Linked DNA regions of Homo sapiens: region 1 is linked to region 2. The links are chromatin loops, found by intact Hi-C in ENCODE. Cell type or tissue: endothelial cell of umbilical vein. All regions are shown on one strand. Links, peaks and the distances in the headings refer to the core of each region. The heading gives the core; the rest is flanking DNA.

Region 1 (8,155 bases), core at 1,841-5,840, 68 kb before region 2:
ACTTATGAAAGGGCCTCCCGGCAATGCCTTATTTGGGAGCTGAGAAATATTCCACATTCAAGTCATAAGCACTGCAAAGCTAATCCAGGTCCAGATACTTTAGTGAAGGCCATTTATAATGAACAAACAAAAAATCTGACAAAAATTCTATGGACTTAATTTTTTAGAATAAAAGAGAAATGAAAATGATCCTTAGAATAGGGTTATCTGCATATTCTGCTATGCCAACTTCCTAACATCAATTTCTGGATGATCAAGTGTGATATGAACTTGAACTTGATTTATCTATTCAATCATTCAACAACCATTTAGTATCTCTCTACCATGTGTCAGGCATCAGACTAGGGTTAGAAAACACAAATAATTAATACTCAACAGTTAACAAATAGTGATATTTATAGACCAGAGATGAAAAACTATGAAGCCACTGGGAGCCTTGAATTCTTTGCTGAAGGAGATGTGGGTGTGCATAAATAAATAAGCAAACAAACATGTACTCTCTTGAATACATAAAGAGCTTAATCCAAACGTCTAAAAGCCACCCGTATCTCAGGGAATAAAACTGTCCAGGCGGAGGTGAAATCTTTGTTGCATGATTATAAATTTTACTTACACACAGTGAATATATAGTTATGTTTAGTGTTGGTGAGAAAATGGCAATAAATTACTGAGAAAGAAAAAGCAAAATAATTTGAATTGTATTAGAAACCAGGAAAGATACCTGAGCCCAAAGAAGGAAATCCAATATCAGTTTAGTAAAAATAAGTTGGCAAGATATATTCTAGAAAACCTTAGTCTCAAATGATGGGGCTTTTCTGCAGTTTCTAAGTAGGAATATAAAGGTCTATTTTGTAAATAGCCAAATAAATGTAAGCACTCAAAGGTGGCTAAATTAACCCCATTAGGATAAGACAGATCATCTCCATGTTATATAGCATGATGTTTACAAATTATATGTCAGCTGCAAGTGTTCAGATGAGCCTAATGCAAACACTGTATGAGGAAACACACACAGAAATATTTCCACACAAGATCTTTCTGGGGAAACACCATTACTTCTTCATATTTAACATAAGCTTATATTTAATATATAAAAATACAAATAAAACTTTTTTTTTTTTTTTGAGATGGAGTCTCGCTCTGTCGCCCAGGCTGGAGTGCAGTAGCGCCATCTCGGCTCACTGCAAGCTCTGCCTCCAGGCCACACCATTCTCCTGCCTCAGCCTCCCAAGTAGCTGGGATTACAGGCGCCACCATCACGTCCAGCTAATTTTTGTAATTTTAGTAGAGATGAGGTTTCACTATGTTAGCCAGGCTGGTATGGAACTCCCAGCCTCAGGTGATCCACCCACCTTGGCCTCCCAATGTGCTGGGATTACAGGTGTGAGCCACTGTGCCCAGCCAAATAAAACAATTTTACATTTATAGGTGTTCACATTTGAAATATTAAAATAAAACATATCATTGCTACATACAAAAAGGAATACGCCCAATGTTACTAAGAAATCCCTCTTTTCCTAATGAGAGAGACCAACATGTTTATTACATCTTCTTCCTCTACAGCGGTACAAAGCTGTTTCTTATGTATGAAAAGATAAGAAATGCATGTTAACATAAATGAACAAACAAAGAACAACTGTCCTGAACTATCTGCCAGTTCACTATTGGACCAAAAGTAGCAAGTCATGTGGCCATGAAAATAAGATATTTATTAACTACCTCTGTGATTCTTCAATGAGGCCTCTACTATTAAGAATGTGGGCCGGATCCGGTGGCTTACTCCTGTAACCCCAGCACTTTGGGAAGCCAAGGTGGGCAGATCACCTGATGTAGGGAGTTCAAGACCAGCCTGACCAATATGGAGAAACCCCGTCTCTACTAAGAATACAAAATTCACTGGACGTGGTGCCGCATGTCTGTAATCCTAGCTACTTGGGAGGCTGAGGCAGGAGAATCACTTGAACCTGGGAGGCGGAGGTTGTGGTGAGCCGAGATCGTGCCATCGCACTCCAGCCTGGGGAACAACAGCGAAACTCTGTCTCAAAAAAAAGACATACGGCTAAAGTTTTATATAACCTGAAAACCATCTTCATTAAATTAAAACAGACTCAACACTCCAAACAAAAGGCAGAGCTTGCCAAACTAGATAAAAAGGCATGAAACAACTAAAGAATACAGGAGATGTTACCTTAAATACAAAGAAAAAACAAGATTCAAAGTAAGAAGTTGTAAAGAGATGTACCATGCAGACAACAAGCATAAGAAAACTAGAGTGGCTGTATTAACATTAGACAAAACAGACTTCAAGACAAAGAATATTAGTAGACACAAAAAAGGTTACAGCAGAAAGGTAAAAGGGTCAAAAGACAGAGAAAGACACAAATATTTTAAGTGTTCATGTGTCTAATAACCAACTTCAAATATATGAAGCAAAAATTAACAGAATCAAAAGGAGAAACAACCAACTCTACAATCACTTTTTTTTTTTTTTTTTTTTGGAGATGGAGTCTCGCTCTATTGGCAGGCTGGAGTGCAGTGGCGCGATCTTGGCTCACTGCAATCTCCGCCTCCCAGATTCAAGCAATTCTCCTGCCTCAGGCTCCCTGAGTAGCTGGGACTACAGGTGTGCGCCACCACACCCGGCTAATTTTTCTATTTTTAGTAGAGACGGGGTTTCACCACATTGGCCAGGATGTTCTCGATCTCTTGACCTTGTGACCCGCCCACCTCGGCCTCCCAAAGTGCTGGAATTACAGGCGTAAGCCACCGCGCCTGGCCTACAATCACTATTGAAGACTTTCATACATGTCTCTCAGTAACATACAACTAGGTGATAAAAAAAATTAGTATAAGAGAAGATATGAATACTAACGTCAACCACTGACACTGCATAACAGCACACCCAGTAACTACAGAGAGCAAGTTGATGGCAAGTACACATGAAACATGAACCAAGACACATCACATGCTCAGCCAAGAAACAAGGCTCAAAAGATTTCAAAATACTGAAATGTTACTGAGTACTCTTTGACCACTGAATTAAATTAAATTAGAAATCAATAACATTCCAAAAAATAAAACTTAGAGAAGCCCCAAGTATCTGGAAATTAAGGAATTTAGTACTAAATAATTCATGGGTCAAAGAAATCACCAAAAAATTCAAAACATTTTTGAACAGAATAATAGATCACAACAAATCAAAATTTGTGGTAAAATCAGCTATTTAACATCCCACTTTAGAAAGCTAGGAGGAAAATGATCAAATTAAACCCCAAATAGGTAGAAAAAAATTAATAACGAACAGAAACCAATGAAATATAAAACAAACGGGAAAAAATAATAAAACCAAACTCTAAAGAGATCAATAATGTTGAAACGTCTTTATATTGATCAAGAGGAAACAAATTACCAGCCTTGGCAACGTGGAGTCCATCTTAAAAAAAAAAAAAAAAAGAAAAGAAAGAAAAGAAAAAAAGCACTTTCTATATAAAAAAATTTAGATGGCTAAACTGTGAATTCTGGCAAACATTTGATGTAGAAAGTAATATCAATCTTTCATAAACATCTTAAGAAAACAGAACAGGAAGAACGATTTCCCAACTAATTTTTTGAGGGAGTATTACTCTGATATGAAAACCAAAGTTCTTATTACCAAACTCCTTATTACAAAGAAGGAAGACTACAACTCAGTATCTCTCATGATCACAAATGTAAAATTCCTTAACAAATTATTAGCAAATTGAATCCAATAGTACGTAGTGACCAAGCAGGATTCATCCTAGGAACAAACAGTTCCTTCATATTTGAAATCAATGTAATTCACTATATTAACAAAATAAAGAATAACAATCATATAATAATCTCATTAGATGCAGAAGGAAAAACAAAGCAACTGACAAAATTCAATGCCCATTCACAATAAAAACTCAACAACCTGGATATATAAGAGATCATTCTAACTTGATTAAAAAAACAAAGAAAGGCCAGGTGCAGTGGCTTACACCTATAATCTCAGCATTTGGGGAAGCTGAGGAGGATCACTTGGGCCCAGGAGTTCGAGACCAGGCTGGGCAACATAGTGAGACCCCGTCACTACAAAAAATTTTACAATTAGCTGGGCATGATGGTGTACCCTGTAGTCTTAGCTACTTGGGAGGCTCAGACAGGAGGATTACTTGAGTCTGGGAGGTCAAGGCTGCAGTGATTCAAGATTGCTACACTGCACTCCAGCCTGGGCAATAGACCCTTTCTCAAAACAAACAAATACAACAAAAACTGCATTGTACTTAATAGTAAATGACTGAAAACTTTCTAAGATTAGAAAGATAATGTCCACTCTCATCACTTCTATTCAGTATTATAGCAGAGGTTCAAGGAAGTGCAATAAAGCACAAAAAAGAAATAAAACACATAGATCATAAAGGAAGAGGTAAAACTATATTTGCACACGACATGTTTAGCAGGACCAAAAAAAGCCAACATATAAAAACTGATTGTGTTTCTATGCTATCGAAGACCATTTAGAAATTAAAATTTTAGTTACAACAGAATCCTCAAACAGGAAATACTTAGGAGTAAATTTAACAAAATGTTGTAAGATCTGTATTCCCAAAAAATCTTATTGTAAGAAGTAAAAGAAAGCGGGGCATGGTGGCATGCACTTGTAGTCCCAGCTACTCAGGAGGCTGAAGCAGGAGATCACGTGAGCCAAGGACTTCAAGCCCAGACTGAACAACATAGCAAGACCTCTTTAAATTTTTTTTAATCAAAAAAAAAAAAAAAATCAAAGACAACTTCTTTAAAAATAGAGAAATATCGTATTTATGGATTAGAAGATCCAATATTGTTAGGATGTCAGTATTTCCCAAACTGATCCATAAATTCAATAGAATCCCAATTAAAATTCCATCAGACTTTTTATTTTTTATTATTATTATTTTTTTGAGACAGAGTTTCACTCTTGTTGCCCAGGCTAGAATGCAATGGCACGGTTTCGGCTGACTGTAACCTCCGCCTCCCGGGTTCAAGTGATTCTCCTGCCTCAGCCTCCTGAATAGCTGAGATTACACGCACGTGCCACCATGCCCGGCTAATTTTTATATTTTTAGTAGAGACGAGGTTTCACCATGTTGGCCAGGCTGGTCTCAAACTCCTGACCTCAGGCGATCCGCTCACCTCGGCCTCCCAAAGTGCTGGGATTATAGGTGTGAGCCACTGCGCCTGCAAGACTTTTTAAAAATTAGAAACTGGAAGGCTGATTCTAAAATTTACATGGAAATGGAAATTACCTCAAATAGCCAAAGCAATCTTTAAAATCACATTTAAAGCAGAAAGACACCCCTGAGGTCAAGACTTCCTATATAGCTACAGTATTCAAAACACAGAGGCCCTAATAACGATCAATGAGACAGAATAGAATCCAGAAAAAGATCCAAACATAAAAAAGCAGCTGATTTTCAATAACAATGTCAAGGCAGTCAAATGAGAAAAGTTTTTCCAACCAATATTGTTCAAACAACAGGTATCTGTGTGGAAGAAAATCAATTTTCACTCCATAATTAACGCATCACAATTCAAAATGAATCAAAGACCTAAATGTAAGAAGTAAAACTTCTAGAATAAAGCACAGAAACAATCTTTGTAATCTTGGAGTAATCAGAGATAGTACCATAAAAGGAAAATAATGACTTATTAAGCTTCAGCATAACTATATATTAAAGTCAACATTAAGGAAAAAAAGTCAGGCCAGGTGCGGTGGCTCATGTCTTAATCCCGGCATTTTGGGAAGCTGAAGTGGGAAGATCACTTGAGGCCAGGCATTCTAGACCAGCCTGGGAAACATAGTGAGGCCCTGTCACTAGAAGAAACAAACAAACAAACAAAAACTCTAAAAAAAATTAGACAGGTGTAGTAGCCTGTAGTCCCAGGTACTCAGGAGGTTGAGGCAGGAGGATTGCTTGAGCTCAGGAGTTTGAGGTTACAGTGAGCTATAATCACTCTACTGTACTCCAGCCTTGGTGACAAAGTGAGACTTAAAAAAAAAAAGAAAAAGGAAAAAAAAATTTTTTTAAAAGAATGAAAAAAAGTCATGGTATGGGACAAATAATTCCCAATACATATATCAAAGGACTTCTACCTGAAATATTAACAAACAATCCTTATAACTAAATTGTAAAACAAATTTTTTTAAGTAAACAAACTATTTGAACAGAGGCTTCACAAAAAAAGATAAACAAATGGGCAATAAAACAGGAAAAGATGCTCAACCCTATTAAATTAGGAAATTCCAATAAAACCTCAATGAGATACCAGACTACACATCCATTAAAATGGATAAAATTTAAAAAAAAATAACTGACAACACCAAGTCTTGGTGAAGATGCTAAAGACGTAAAATTATAACACACTACTGATGGGAATCTAAATTGGAACCACTTTAGAAACCTGTAGGCCGGGCGCAGTGGCTCACGCCTGTAATCTCAGCACTTCGGGAGGCCCAGGTGGGAGGATCACGAGGTCAGGAGATCGAGATCATCCTGGCTAACACAGTGAAACCCCATCTCTACTAAAAATACAAAAAATTAGCCAGGCGTGGTGGCGAGTGCCTGTAGTCCCAGCTACTCGGGAGGCTGAGGCAGAAGAATGGCGTGAACCCGGGAGGCAGAGCTCGCAGTAAGCGTAGATCGCACCACTCACTGCACTCTAGCCTGGGCGACAGAGCGAGACTCTGTCTCAAAAAAAAAAAAAAAACCTGTTTGACAGAACAGGCGCAGTGGCTCACGCCTGTAATCCCAGCACTTTGGGAGGCCAAGGCGGGCGGATCACGAGGTCAAGAGGTCAAGACCATCCTGGCCAACGTGGTGAAATCCTGTCTCTACGAAAAATACAAAAAAATTAGCTGGACGTGGTGGCACATGCCTGTAGCTACTCAGGAGGCTGAGGCAGGAGAACTGCTTAAACCTGGGAGGAGGAGGTTGCAGTGAGCCGAGATCGCACCACTGCACTCCAGCCTGGGCAACATCTCAAAAAAAAAAAAAAAAGAAAAGAAAAGAAAAGAAACCTGTTTGACAGTTTCTGAGAGAGCTTCCTACGTACAAACAATCCTGCCACTCCAAGTATTTACCTGAGAGAACTGAAGATAAATGTCAACATAAAGACTCATACAACAATGTTGAAAAAACTTTTATTTATAATGGCCAAAAGCTTATAAACAACCAGAATGTTGTTTAACAAGGTTAAAGAATATGAAAAAATTGTGAATATGCATATCCATACAAGGGAATACTTATCAATAAAAAGGGGATGAACTATCGATACATGAAACACAACTGGCTCTCAAAATCCTTATGCCCAAAGAAGTCACACAATATGATTCCATTCCTGTAACATTCCGCGAAATGCAAACTACTCCAAAATGATTTTAAAAAAATAAAAAAAACATTGAAAACACGATACTTCAATGGCTATCTGAGGCTGGAAGCAGAAAATGATTATAAGAGGCCATGAGGCAACTTTTGGGGGTGTTGGAAATGTTTTGTATCTTGACATTATAGTAGTTTCACAGATTTATAAGTAGTTTCACAGATTTATATATCTGAAAACCCTCAAATTTTTTACTTTGAAACAGAGCAGTTTATTATACATAAATCTTACCTCAATAAGTTGTTTCAAAAATTACACACTAGCAATCTCTTTTGTTAATAATGAAGAAAAAACAGAATAAAAATAAGTAATCTAAGAGCTTAGATTCAAAAATAGGTCCACATAATTGTCATAAAGAACTGATAGCTCTGGGCAACATTGTGAGACATCATCTCTGCAAGTAAAAATAACCAGCTGGGCCAGGCGCAGTGGCTCACGCCTGTAATCCCAGAACTTTGGGAGGCCAAGGCAGGTGAATCACCTGAGATCGGGAGTTCGAGACCAGCCTGACCAACATGGCGAAACCCTGTCTCTACTAAAAATACAAAATTAGCCGGGTTTGGTGGCACATGCCTGCAATCCCAGCTACTCGGAAGGCTGAGGCAGGAGAATCGCTTGAACCTGGGAGGTTGTGGTGAGCCAAGATTGCGCCATTGCACTCCAGCCTGGGCAACAAGAGCAAAACTCCATCTCAAAACAAAAACAAAAAACAAAACAAAACAAGAAAAACAGC
Region 2 (8,155 bases), core at 2,980-6,979:
AAATATAGAGCCCTTCATCTACTAGTAGATTAATAAAAAGTGTTAAATGATGAATGAATAAATAAAGCAATTGACAGGTTATGATGTCTAATGAAGTACTAAGCATGTATAGACAAAACAATAAAAATGCTGTAGGTCAAAGTTATTTCACATATAAAAACAACTGTAGATTAAAGCCAGATAAGGATTCTTAAACTGCAAAACTAAGAGCTCTGAGACACCATGAAACTCCTTACAGAACTTGCAGGAGCTAAAGGGTGTTTTTTGTTGTTGTTGTTGTTGTTGTTTTTTGTTTTTTTTGAGACAGAGTCTCGCTCTGTCACCCAGGCTGGAGTGCAGTGGCACGATCTTGGCTCACTGCAACCTCTGCCTCCCAGGTTAAAGCGATTCTCCTGCCTCAGTCTCCCTAGTACCTGGGACTACAGGCACCAGCCACCACACTCGGCTAATTTTTTGTATTTTTAGTAGAGACGGGGTTTTGCCATGTTGGCCAGGCTGGTCTTGAACTCCTGACCTCAGGTGATCTGCCCACCTTGGCCTCCCAAAGTGCTGGGATTACAGGCGTGAGCCACCGTGCCCGGCCACTAAAGGATTTTTAAATGTTTTAAGGAATGGTTGGGAAACTGTCCACAGATGTGACTAATCTGTTTCAAGCCCTAAACATATACATGAACCTAGTTGCTCATAACAAAGTAGGGAGATAAATTAATTTATAATGAAAAGAAACAGACTGGAAGCCTCAAACAGCTAATTTAGGGCTCCTTGGCCCTGGTCTTCCAGAAAATTCATCCTAAAGCATCTTCCTATAATAGGAGCCCCTGGGTAAAATGACAGCCTATAACCTGACCTGCAGTAGGATATTTCTTTCCCCAAGTGACTCCTCCAAATAGGAAGCAGGTAATCAGAAAGCTGGAAAACAGTCCTCAGTCAGCAAGACACTTACGATCTCCTGTGCTGCCCTCCACAATCAATACTGGAGAATGCACTGATGCGAGTACACAATAAACCCAAGAATGTTCCCCAGGTCACATGTCCTCAGTCCAATCACAAAGCAATCACTCCAGATCCTTGGATCCTTAATAAAACATTATCCTTAGGGGAGAAAAAGTAGCACAGAAAACAAATTACAAGTTACAAGTTTATCTGCTCGTTCTTGGAGTGTGTTGAGATAGCTCCCTAAGCTGAACTCTTCTCCATATACCTGAAGGAATCTAAATATCTAATCCCTCCTCCGCCAACAGGCCACAGAGAAATAGTAAAATAAGTGTATGCTGAGTGATTACACCATCATTAACTCAGTACAAAATTACACTTAATTTCACTTTTTCTTTTCTTCCACTTATACTTTTAAGAACTCAGCAGAAATTCAATGAGCTATGGAGTGTACTACACATGTTACTAGGGCCTGAGATGCTCTTTGAGGGACTTTCACACTCCTTACCATACTGGATGTGGAACCAGATGTGTGTGTTTGGTTCAGGATTCTGTCATTAGTCATGTGACCTTGAACAAGTTTGTCAAAGGTTAGCTCAAACGTTAAAAAACGTGACACTGGCCACAAGGCTACAGCAGAGCCAGGACTCAAACACAAGTCCTCTAACTTCAGTCTATTATACCACAATGCCAGCCAAAAATTCTTACCCGGGAATAAACAGAACTCAAAAAATATTCAAAATGCTAACTTTACTCTATGGTGGTTATGGATAAAGTGTGATGAAATAAGATCAGCAGCTGTAGAAACTTACCTTGAAAGGTAGAGATAAGGGATAGCTAAGGTCAAGAATTCAAAACTAACAGCAATGCAGTAATGCTGAACTTCAACACACATTTCTACAACTGCGAAGGGCTCAGATTTTCTTATAGGAAGAAACTCTGGTAGGAAAAAGCTATAATCTCACAATTTACAAAGAAACTACAGGGCATTTTGTTTTCCTTTTGATTCACCATGGCTAAAGGATAAAGCTCTCTCTCCTCCTTTATAACCCAACTCTAGCACCAGCTTGAAAGCAAACCTTATACATCAGTTTCCTCCTGAGTGAATGGAATGGCAAGAGCCCCCTCAGAGTTACTGTGACCGGATGAAACCACACAACCGAGCCCTTTGATCTTCAAGAAGAATGGTGCTAAGCACTAACATGATCAGTCTTTTTCTTTTTTCTTTTTTGTTCCCCATGGTTTTTTTCATTACATTTGTTTGATCCCTTTTCATGTGCCCACAGACTATTTTATTTGTATCTCTCTCAAAATTGAATTTATTTTTAGTAGTACTGGTTTATAACTATGGAGAAAGAATAAATTATTTCTGTGAATAAACTATGAGAAGAAAATTGGAAAAAAAAGGTAAAGCTTAACTTTAACCATCCCCCACCAAATACACCCCAAACATTTTTTAAGCTAATCTACCTTCGTGAAGAGAAAGAGAACAAACAGAGACTGCTGGGGGGCACTGCCATCCCATTCTGTTTTATGGGAGTAATGGGACAGGCAAAGCTTCTTTCACAGTGAGCGCTGCTGCCAAGAGCGAGGCCGGATCACTAAGTGACAGCAACGCGACCCTGCACCATTAGGGAAGTGCGTCCACACACACGTGTGACCCTGCACCACTGGGCCAGCACGTCCACACACACACAAAACTGCACCACTAGGCCAGTGCGTTCACACACACGTGACACCACACCACTAGGCCAGCAAGTCCACAAACACTCATGACACCACACCAGTAGGCCAGCTCGTCCACACACATGTGTGCAACACTGCACCACTAGGCCAGCATGTCCACACACACGTGACACACCAGTAGGCCAGTGTGTCCACATATACGCGTGCAACACAGCACCACTAGGCCAGTACATCCACAAACAATCGTGACACCACACAAGTAGGCCAGTGCATCCACACATGCGTGTGCGACACACCACTAGGCCAGTGCGTCCACACACACGTGCAAAATTGCACCATTAGGCCAGCATGTCCACATGCATATGAGACACTGCACCATTAAGCCAGTGCGTCCACACACACGTGACACTACACTACTAGGCCGGCACGTCCACACACTCATGCAAAATTGCACCACTAGGCCAGCACATCCACACACACACGTAAAATTGCACCATTAGGCCAGCGCGTCCACATGCACGAGACACTGCACCACAAAGCCAGCGTGTCCACACACACGTGACACTGCACCACTGGATCAGCACATCCACACACTCACGCGACACTGCACCATTAGGCCAGCTTGTTCAGTGACCAAACAACCACCTGTCATCTGATGTCTTTGAAAAAAATCCAAGTCACAAAAGGATGTTGTATTTGACACTTACAAAATCAAATTCAAGGTAAAAGTTTTATAAAGCAGCTACCACTTTTTATGACCACTTTAAAGAAAACACCACAGGAGAAAAAAAAACTAATTAATGAGGATTATAATTATATACCCAGTGAAAAGAAGATAAAGTATTACCACTGTAGCACTCCAGCTGTGGTGGCCAGTGAAAGGACAGTGACTTACACATTTACACATCTCCAAGAAACATCTGATTGTAAACTTAGCTACAGTAAATTCATGGAAATCAGATGGAATTATTTAGGATAACTTGTTCTTCTAAAAATGCTAAAGATAAAAATGGGCCAGACGTGGTGGCTCATGCCTGTAATCCCAGCACTTTGGGAGGCTGAGGTGGGTGATCACTTGAGGTCAGGAGTTCAAGACCAGCCTGGCCAAGATGGTGAAACCCTGTCTCTACTAAAAATACAAAAATTAGCTGGGCATCGTGGCACATGCCTGTAGTCCCAGCTACTCGGGAGACTGAGGTAGGAGAATGAATCACTTGAACCCAGGAGGCGGAGGTTGCAGTAAAGTGAGCCAAGATCAAGCCACTGAGCTCCAGCCTGGGTGACAGAGCAACACCCCGTCTCAGAAAAAAAGATTCTACAAATCTCAATACCAATGATAAGTACTCAAATATGTTGATTTTAAGCATTTATGTCAAAACATGTTGAATACAGTTACATATCTCACATATTTGTTCAACTGAAACTCTAAATCGATTAAAATCTTTTCCCTCAACCCGTGAGACAAGACGGAAACAGGAAGGAAAGAGTATGCAAACCAGTGTAAGAAGTATTCCAGGATTTGGCTGAGTGCGGTGGTTCACACTTGCAATCCCAGCACTTTGGGAGGTCAAAGTGGGTGGATTGCTTAAGTTTAGGAGTTCAAGACCAGCCTGGGCAAGATGGTAAAAGCTCATCTCTATGAAAAATACAAAAATTAGCCAGGTGTGGTGGTGCACACCTGTAGTCCCAGCTACTTGGGGAGGTAGGATTGCCTGAGCCCAGGAGTTTGAGGCTGCAGTGAGCCATAATCTCACCACTGCACTCCAGGCTGGACAACAGAGCGAGATCCTGTCTCAAAAAAAAAAAAAAAAAAAAGACAAGAAATATTCCAGGATTAAGTCATCGGTCCCAGCTAACAATATTCCAGGATTAAGTCACCGGTCCCAGGTAACAATATTCCAGGATTAAGTCACCGGTCCCAGCTAACAATATTCCAGGATTAAGTCACCAGTCCCAGCTAACAATATTCCAGGATTAAGTCACTGGTCCCAGCTAACAATATTCCAGGATTAAGTCACTGGTCCCAGGTAACAATTTAACTGTTCCATCAATATAATCAACCCTGCATTAACTTCCTTTGTTCAGCAAGTGAGCTTAAGCTTGGAAAGCCAATCTTAAAAGTCACACAAAGCTTGTGGAAGTTCACAAGAAGTTTATAAAACACTGAGAAACTCTCTAAATTCATCTAAATTCCTGTAAGAAGTCAAACCTAACTACATCCATGCCATACCCCACAGCAGAGTTGGCAAACTATGGCCAGAAAAGCCATATCTGGCACACCGCCTGCTTCCTGTGGCCTGAGAGAAGAGTTTTCCCATTTTTAAATGGCTGAAAAAGAAAGCAAAAGAAGAATATTTCCTGACACATGAAAATTAAATGAAACTCAAATTTCAATATCCATCAAGTTTTACTGCAGCCCAGCCACTTCATTTATTTCCATGTTGTCTATTGCTTTTATGCCACAATGGCTGAGCTGAGTCACTGCAACAGATACCATGTGAAACATCAGCTGACCCGAAAAGCTTGCCAAAGCCTGCCCTAAAGTTGCTACTAATTTACCTTGAAATAACTGACTTTAGCTATGTAGCTTTGCAAAAAAGACTCCAGGTGGTTTTCCTGAATACCATCTGAGCATCAGAATGGAGAAATTATTGTAACTCATTGTAGTTTTAAGATAAAAGCTACCAAAATCCTAGTATTTTGTTAAAACCATATTACAGTACTTAACAAAAAAAAAGTAGTCTTTCACCACTTTATTTCCAGTGAGGAAAGGGTTTTAAGAATATCAGTAGTCTTACTTCCTATACCACTTAAAAGGCACAAAGTCAGCCATACACACACAAAATGAGCCATTATGGGCATCCTTTTCTTGAAAGAGACAGAAAATACCCAAAGATGCAAATGTCATGGTCATTTTTTTGACATAATTTCTGAAGACATTATGACTGGCTGGAATGTTACCTTCTGCCTCAGAATGAAATCTTCAATATCTTTCTACCCATCTCCTCCCCCTGCCAATGAAGCTGTATAGTAGGAAATTTTTCAGACATACAGAAAATGGAAGAATAGTTCAATGAAAATCTCTATAAATTTTGCCTGGGTTCTCAAGTAATTACACGCTGCCATATCTGCTTCATCCATTTCTCTGTCTTTTCTAGTGGCAGGAATTAAATCTTTAGAAAGTAAACTGCAGACCATCAGAACACTTTTTCCCACCTCAGCTTCCCAAAATGCCAGGATTACAGATGTGAGCCACCACACCTGGCCCATCGGAACATTTCACCCACATACTTCAGCAAACAATACCAGGATAATAATTTCCAAGGAAATGAAGATACAATAATATAGAAACAGCATTAAAAAGTAAATTATCAAAAAAAAAAAAGAGAGAGAGAAGTAAAGCTAGATTAGTGAAGACACGGAGAACCTCTGCAATCTCAACAATCCAGAGCGGACACTGGCATGTTCACTGAGGCCAAAAGAGGAGTCTGATTAATACAGTGACTACTAAAAGATCAGGAGAAATTACTCTCCACCTCCTGCACTCAGTGACTCCTCCTTCACATGGAAGAGCACGTCTCCAGTACTTACCTAAGGGCAGCAGCATGGTAAGTGTCAACGTAATCAGAAATGAAGAGCTCTCGGTTCTTGATAACTGGGTCTGTAATGACAAGTTCTCTTCCAGAGTCTGTCAAAAAATTAATTAAGACGACATTAAAACTGAGTTTCCCAAAACAAGTAAAAAAAATTTGTAAAACTTTTCTTTCACGTTTACCACCCACTAAATAACCGGGCCTGGTTAGCATCGTTAAGTATGCAAAATAGAGAAGAGGAATCATAAATTGCAAGAATAACAATAACAGAATGTACAGTTTTTGTCAACAAAGTATCTTCTTGGCTATGTTTTATACCCCTTAGTAAGACCCTATATTTTGCCAAAATGGATTAAGCACAAATGGAAAAAGAAGAAAAACAACTATCTTATCCTAGCACCTCCTTCAACTACCAAAATACTTAGTGATCCTGTCTTATTTTTCTTGCTAAATATTACAAAATGGAGTGAACTTACACAGTTTCCATTGATAAGAATATTTTTAACAAGGAACTATAATTTACACGCTTTAACAGAGGTTTTTTTATAGTTTCAAAGAAGGAAAAAAAAAAAACAGAAAGATAAAAAAAGAACATCATTCTTCCAAGCTGTTTTTCATTGGTTTGTTGACTGTGAGAAAAGTGGAGCAGGATCAGGGCCAGGCAAAGTTTGATGCCAGCGCCAGCACTGCCACTTAGACAATGCATGGCCCCAGCAACGTCCTTAGCATCTCTCAACCTCAGTTTCCTCATCTGGAACTAGAGAGGGACAGACCCACCTCACGTGACTAACTGGTAGCCAATGTGAATCATCAAGCATAAGGCCTACCAACACTCCAAAATCCATTTTTCAAAAAGTTATCTTCATTTAATGAAATGTCTTTAGAAAGAACTTTGCCCAAAGCTAAGAAACACACAAATCAAACCACAAGGACATATTTACCATTTTCATTATGTCGATCCTGAACCAAATGCTGATACACAGAATCTGGAACCTCAGATTGACGGTAGTACCATTTGACGTTCATGAGGAGATGGTCCCTCTTACTCTGAAAAGGAAAATCTAACAGCATTAGGAACAGGATTTCAGGTGGCCACAAGTGCATATCATACCCATGACCAAAAGCCCCTGTAAACGGGTGGACACGTAGATAGGGAGAGACACAATTACCATCAGGACCACAACAATACATAAGTCAGTTATGAGGTCAAGTTTTGTTTTTTAAAAACACCCATCAATAGATCCCTCTCACCTTACCCCTCTAAACTGCTTATTTCAGGAAACAAAAGGAGACCAGTCTTGAATCTGTTTATCTCCCCAGTTTAACTAATCCATTCAAAATTACATTTTTATTTAACATTAACTATACAATACTACATTAATATATCCTTCTATTTTAATCTTTAATCATTTTGGTAAATATTTAGAGTCAGTGTTAGCTGACTGTCAAGGCTCATTAAGGGCAATAAGGCTAGAAAGAACTTACCCCACAAGGCCTGGCACAAAATAATCTCTTCTCCAAGGTTTGCCTATTACCCAGACTAAATCAGATTCTCCTTCCACTGTTTAGCCACAGTTATTGTTAAGTGCCAAATGAATATAGCGAAGAATGGGTGGTGATGAAGGTACTATGAGTCCAGAGACCTCATCTCATTTATTTCCGAATCTCCAGATAATAGAACATCTTGTATAAAATTATTTGTGAATAATGAAGAATTTTATGATTATCACATAAATGATCCTGTAAATGTTTGTAGGACACTGCACTATGTTATCCCTAAAAGTTAATTTTGTTCCCAGTTTGTTCAGAGAATAAAGGATCAAATATTGCCCTTCCATTAGCAAGTTATGGGGCTGCAGCTTGCAAAAGATCATCTCTGTGGCTGGTCAAGAAATAGCTCAACAGGGAGTGCACTGAGGTTCCCTGCGGCCTCCTAAAATACT

What was found. A loop is a pair of places that touch in the nucleus more often than their neighbours do. Peaks named below come from ENCODE experiments on the same cell type or tissue, not always from the same donor. Only the 100,000 strongest peaks of a DNase experiment are listed, where the experiment ranks them.
Region 1: it touches region 2 in a loop (2.1-fold over the local background); 2 of 110 quality-filtered maps call a loop at or near these places.

Annotation. Positions count from the first base shown.
Region 1 is chr1:8,483,320-8,491,474 of GRCh38, forward strand. All of the region lies in intron 10 of RERE (arginine-glutamic acid dipeptide repeats), which reads right to left. Among named protein-coding and RNA genes, the nearest start is that of SNORD128, 7.5 kb to the right of the region's middle. In endothelial cell of umbilical vein, for the core only: no CTCF peak of the experiment used is centred there; no DNase peak of the experiment used is centred there.
Region 2 is chr1:8,550,265-8,558,419 of GRCh38, forward strand. It overlaps RERE (arginine-glutamic acid dipeptide repeats), which reads right to left. Exons shown (of 23, transcript NM_001042681.2): 5 at 7,154-7,259; 6 at 6,211-6,307. Among named protein-coding and RNA genes, the nearest start is that of SNORD128, 59 kb to the left of the region's middle. In endothelial cell of umbilical vein, for the core only: no CTCF peak of the experiment used is centred there; a DNase peak (open chromatin) is centred at 5,117.